2 separate regions of the Homo sapiens genome follow, and region 1 is linked to region 2. The links are chromatin contacts, found by Hi-C or POLR2A ChIA-PET in ENCODE. All regions are on one chromosome and are shown on one strand. The core of a region is the stretch at or near the end of the contact, and the rest is flanking DNA. Distances in the headings are between cores, read along the strand shown.

Region 1 (2,700 bases), core at 121-2,620, 86 kb after region 2:
ACTTGAGGAGCTGTGGAAGGAAAGTCCACAAGCATCAATTTCCTATCAGGAAGTATCCTATGTGGCAGCAGGAACTTTTGATGACGTAAACACGTTTGCTGGGGGCAATGAACATCAAACACCATGGTCTCAGTAACTACATAGAACTTACCAGATACCCTAAAGGTCAAAAAGCCTGCAGAGCCACCTGCCTTTGAATGGACCACAGGGTCTTGGACAATGAACATCCCCATAGCAAACATGTGCCAAAGATCAAACAACATTTTCTAGGCAATTTGTGACAGATTTCACCACTAAAGAGTAAAAGAGCCCACATAGTGACTGATATTGGGAGTCTTCTCATCCTAGTAAATGGGGATATCTTAGTCTTTTTGTGCTGCTAGAAAAAAATTACTACAGTGGATAATTTACAAAGAATAGAAATTTATTTCTCATAGTTTGAGAGGCTGGAAAGTCCAAGATTAAGGTACTGACATTCAGTGACTGGTGAGGGCCTTCTTGTTGTGTCCTCACATGGCACAAGGCAGAAGAGCAAAATAGCCCAGCTAGCTTTCTCCAGCACTTTATTTATTTATTTATTGTTTTTAGAGAGGGTCTCACTCTGTTGCCCAGGCTGGACTGCAGTGGCACGATCACAACTCACTGCAGCCTCAACCTCCCAGGCTCAAGCAATCCTCCCATCTTAGCCTCCTGAGTTGCTGGGACTGCAGGCATGAGCCACTACATCTGGCTAGTTTATAAAATTTATAAAATTTTTTATAGAGACAACATCTCCCTATTTTGTCCAGGCTGGTCTCAAACCCCTGGCCTCAAGCACTTTTCCTGCTTTGACCTCCCAAAATGCTGGGATTACAGGCATGAGCCACCGTGTTTGGCCCCTCCAGCACTTAAAAAAAAAAATTAAAAAGAGACAGGGTCCCTCTGTGTTGCCCAGGCTGGTCTTGGACTCCTGGGCTCAAGTATTCCTCCTGCCTTGGTCTCCCAAAGCGCTGTGCTGGGATTACAGGCATAAGCCATCGCACCCGGCCCCCTTTAGCATTTTTATAAGAGTTTAACCACAGCCATGAGGATGGAGTCCTAATGATTTAATCATCCCTAAAAGACTCACTCTTAATACCATCACACTGGGTCTTAGGTTCTAACACATGAATTCTAGGGGAACACCAACATGCAGACCATAGCAGGAGGTTAGAACCAGATATAATCTAATTTAGAAAAATTAAGCATCACATAGACATCTCTTTTATCATGGTATTATGAAGGTATATTATACTTATATTTATCACTTACTTCATCTTTATCACTCTTTGTAGTAGGTATCGCTTATTCTTTTTACAGAAAGAGGAACTGCAACCCAGAGAAGTGAATATATGTTTAATGAGCTAACACAGAAGAAGAAACCAGGGCTGGAGAACCCCCTGTATTGTGAGGGGTCATTTGGAATCACCTTACCTGGCTTAAACTAGCAAACGAGAAGGAAGGAAATATATTGACTAATATAATAGACAAGTCTGGAGTTAAGACTGCAATCAGGCTGCACCGTTGATTCAGGGGCTCAGTTAAAGCCTTCAGGATGCTGTTTCCCCCCCGTTCATCTCTATTGTATGCTTCCTCATTTTCAGGCTTCTTGTGGTAGCAGGATGCATCCCAGCAAGTTCAGACCTAAAACTTTCCAGATTCAAGTGCCCCTAAAGATGTGGTGGCTCTCACAAAAGTCCCTGCCAAATCGTATTGTGTCTTTCAGGTCACATATCCATCTCTGAGTCTGTCACTGGGAGAATGGGATGCTTTTTTGGACCAGGCCTGACTTACATACCCATCTGGGACAATAGGACTTTCTATGGGGACAACTTCATCTGTACATGGACAGAGACTGAAGAATGGAGGTAATCTCTCCAGGATTGAGTATTGTTGAGTAGAGGTATAGTTGATTTCCACTGGTAGAAATGATAACTCCAAAGATGACATTTTATTGCTCGATTGGATAGTACTCAAATTTTCATCTATTAGGTAATTCATTTGAACATTCCTGATGTTACGTCTCCTGTTTTCTGTTCTTTTGACCAGTCTTAACATCTTATTTAACATAATTAATTAATGAGTTAAACAAATCTTTAACATCTGTTCACTTTGTGTGAAAGTCATGTTTTTAACTTTCTTTTTTCTGAGACAAGGTCTCACTTTGTTGCTCAGGCTACGGTGAAGTGGCATGATCACAGCTCACTGCAACCCTGACCTCCTGCGCCTCAAGCGATCCTCCTGCCTCAGCCTCCCAAGTAGCTAGAATTACAGGGGGCTCCACCATGCCTGGCTAAGTTTTTAACTTTTTGAAAATTGTATTTCAACAATTGAGAGGAAGCTATCTTCCTCTCAGTATCTTCAGGGATATCATAGCTTTAAATTTAGCTAACATTTTAAACAACTTGCCATCCAGGTTAGCCAGACTTCTTGAAAGTGGTTCCTCCAGCCCCCAGCCAAGCTGCCCTGGCAGATGCTATCTGGAATTGAGATGAGCTGTTCCTTCTGATTCCTGCCCAAATTGTAGATTAGTGAGCAAAATAAATGAATGGTACTGTTTTAAGCCACTCAGTTTTGGGGTTATTTGTAACACAACAATAAATGAATGATACAAGGAGACTTTCCTTTACATACATCTTTGTCTGAAATTTTTACAACAAACCCTTGTTACATTTAAAATTT
Region 2 (2,700 bases), core at 3-2,502:
TAAATGTCCACTCTTTTCTCTGGCTTCCACAGTATCCTAGACAGAATTAATCACCATCATCTAAAATAGGCCATTGAACTTACTTGTGCACATATGTGTGATTTTTTTTTAAATCAACTTTATTTTTTAGAGCAGTTTTAAGTTCACAGCAAAATTAAGTGAAAAGTACAGAGAATTTCCATATTCCCATATACCCTCTACCTTTCCTGTCCCCAATTAATATTGGGGGATAATAGAAATATCCCCAATTACCTCCCCACTTTTATTTATTTATTGAGATGGAGTCTTGCTCTGTCACCCAGGCTGGAGTGCAGTGGCGCCATCTCAGCTCACTGCAACCCCTGTCTCCTGGGTTCAAGTGGTTCTCCTGCCTCAGGCATGCGCCACAACGCCTGGGTAATTTTTGTGTCTTTAGTATAGATGGGGTTTCACCGTGTTGGCCAGGCTGGTCTTGAACTCCTTACCTCAGGTGATCTGCCCACCTCAGCCTCTCAATGTGCTGGGATTACAGGCGTGAGCCACCGCGCCCAGCCATTGCTGCTACTTTTAATGGCAAAACCCACAATTACTTTTGCACCAACCTAATAAATCGATAAAGTCAATTAATTTGCTTAATTTTGATTAACCACTCTTAAGGGAAAAAAATAATTTTAGATATTTTTTCCTCAAATAGAAACCATAAACAATCGAGGGGGAAAATACGGACTTACTGATAACCTTTTATAATTTGGCTGAATTCAGCTTGTCTTTATTCTCCCTGTGAAATAAAACCTTACTGAAAACTAAACACCGCACCTGAATTAAAGTGTCCTGTCAGGTTTTTTTCCTGCCCACAAATATTTCTGTTCAGGAAATTTGATCTTTAGGAATCTAATGTCCTTTCCTCACTGCCTAAGCATGCAACTGAAATAACAGGGTGGGTGGACTGATCCCTCATGTGTGGTTACAGAGCTGCGGGCTCAGGCAGGTCGAAGTTCCTTCTGTTCACCAGGAGAAGAGAAGAAAGAACGAGGAGCCGGAGACAGTGCACTTTTGTGGGTCTCCAGCTGCATTCTTTCCCAAGCCATTTCTAGAAACTGCATGAGGGAGGTCAGGGTACACCTGTTTCCTAGGAAGCTGGACTCCACTTCGCATGAAGTGCAAACAAGGAAATAGGGATGGAGAGTGAAAACAGGGAAGAGTATGAGTGCAAAAGCTTGAAAAAAAATAGTATGCATTTTTGACTTAGGAGGGCAACAATAAACCAGTGGGACAAGAGAGAGGAAAGCCTTCCCCAGGAATCTTTCCTCATAACTTTGCGTGGTAGGTGGGCTGTGGGGACAGACATGATTCAGTACTGCTGTGTCACTTAACAGTTGAATCTGCCCTGGAGTGCAATGTCAGACGATGAGAAATTGCCTACTCTAATTTTTATAGCCATTTAAGAATGTTTCCCTCTACCTGGGCACTATTGACATTTTGGGCTAGATAATTCTTTGTTGTGGGGGTGGAGGCTGTCCTGTGCATTATGAATGTTTGGCAGCAGCCCTGGTCTCTACCTGTTAGATGCCAGTGGCAACCCCAACCCAACCCCAAGGCATCATCTTGTGATAAAGATGCCTCCAGACATTGTGAGATGTCTCTTGGAAGGTAAAATCGTCCCTGCTTGAGAACCCCTGATTTATAGGAATAATTTCGTTTCCATCGCAGTGCCTGTCTTATATTGGGCAGAGTGTTTACTATGTGAAAGTTACTGACTAGGTACAGGTTTACCTTGGTGAACCAAATATTCATGATTGCTGCTCGTATGGGACTTAAATCTGATGAGTGAAAAGATGGATGGGTGAATGTAGGATGTCTCAAAAAGCAGATGTGATTTCTCTTAGGAATCAACCAGTGTTAAAAAGAAAAAATGTCACCCAGCCTACTTCCTTTCTACTCAATCACAGGGGGTTAAAAAGAATCCTTGTGTGAGGCAGGCCAAGGAGTCCCCCATCAGATAACTCAGGAAAAAAAAGCAATAATGTTGGCTGGGCATGGTGGCTCACACCTGTAATCCCAGCACTTTGGGAGGCTGAGGCAGGCAGATCATGAGGTCAGGAGTTCGACACCAGCCTGACCAACATGGTGAAACCCCATCTCTACTAAAAATACAAAAATTAGCCTGTTGTGGTGGTGCGTGCCTGTAATCCCAGCTACTCAGGAGGCTGAGGCAGGAGAATTGCTTGAGCCTGGGAGGCGGAGGTTGCAGTGAGCCGAGATCATGCCACTGCACTCCAGCCTGGGTGACAGAGTGAGACTCCGTCTCAAAAAAAAAAAAAAAAGGACAATGATACCTATGGACTATATGACAGGCTTTTGGAAATATAAGGAAACTAGATACAGTGTATTACAAATAATTTTCAAATACTAGACTGCTTCAAAATCAAATAAAAGGGTTGGTAAAAACAGATGTCTGGGCTCTACCTTATGTTTTAAAATCTATGAGGGTGAACCAGGTATGATTAATTCTTTTTTAAAAAAGATATATACATGTACACATATATTTAATTGAGACAGGTTCTCACTATGTTGTCCAGACTGGTCTCGAACTCCTGGGCTCATGCAGTCCTCCAACCTCAGCCTCCCAAGTGCTGAGATTACAGGCATGAGCCACCACACAGCCAGCCAGGTATGATCACTTCTTATTATTCATGGTAGTTATGTTCTATAAACTCATAG

Evidence for each region. Hi-C counts contacts between places; a loop is a spot of excess contacts on that map. ChIA-PET counts read pairs that join two places held with the same protein, here RNA polymerase II (POLR2A). Pooled maps may share reads with other maps.
Region 1: a pooled map shows a loop between it and region 2 (2.2-fold over the local background). The contact joins two enhancer-like sites. A Hi-C loop is called at or near these places in 1 of 50 pooled maps. POLR2A ChIA-PET finds 5 or more read pairs at or near these places in 4 of 52 experiments (Caco-2, WTC11, activated CD4-positive, alpha-beta T cell and 1 more).

What each region holds. Positions count from the first base shown.
Region 1 is chr9:76,604,106-76,606,805 of GRCh38, forward strand. LOC105376095 (a long non-coding RNA gene) reads left to right here. Exons shown (of 12, transcript XR_007061586.1): 2 at 1,745-1,886. Among named protein-coding and RNA genes, the nearest start is that of GCNT1, 150 kb to the left of the region's middle. Within about 2 kb of position 1,371, at least 2 of the 41 ENCODE cell types and tissues checked have a DNase peak (open chromatin) inside an H3K27ac peak, as active enhancers do.
Region 2 is chr9:76,518,324-76,521,023 of GRCh38, forward strand. No RefSeq gene overlaps it. Among named protein-coding and RNA genes, the nearest start is that of GCNT1, 60 kb to the left of the region's middle. Within about 2 kb of position 1,253, at least 2 of the 41 ENCODE cell types and tissues checked have a DNase peak (open chromatin) inside an H3K27ac peak, as active enhancers do.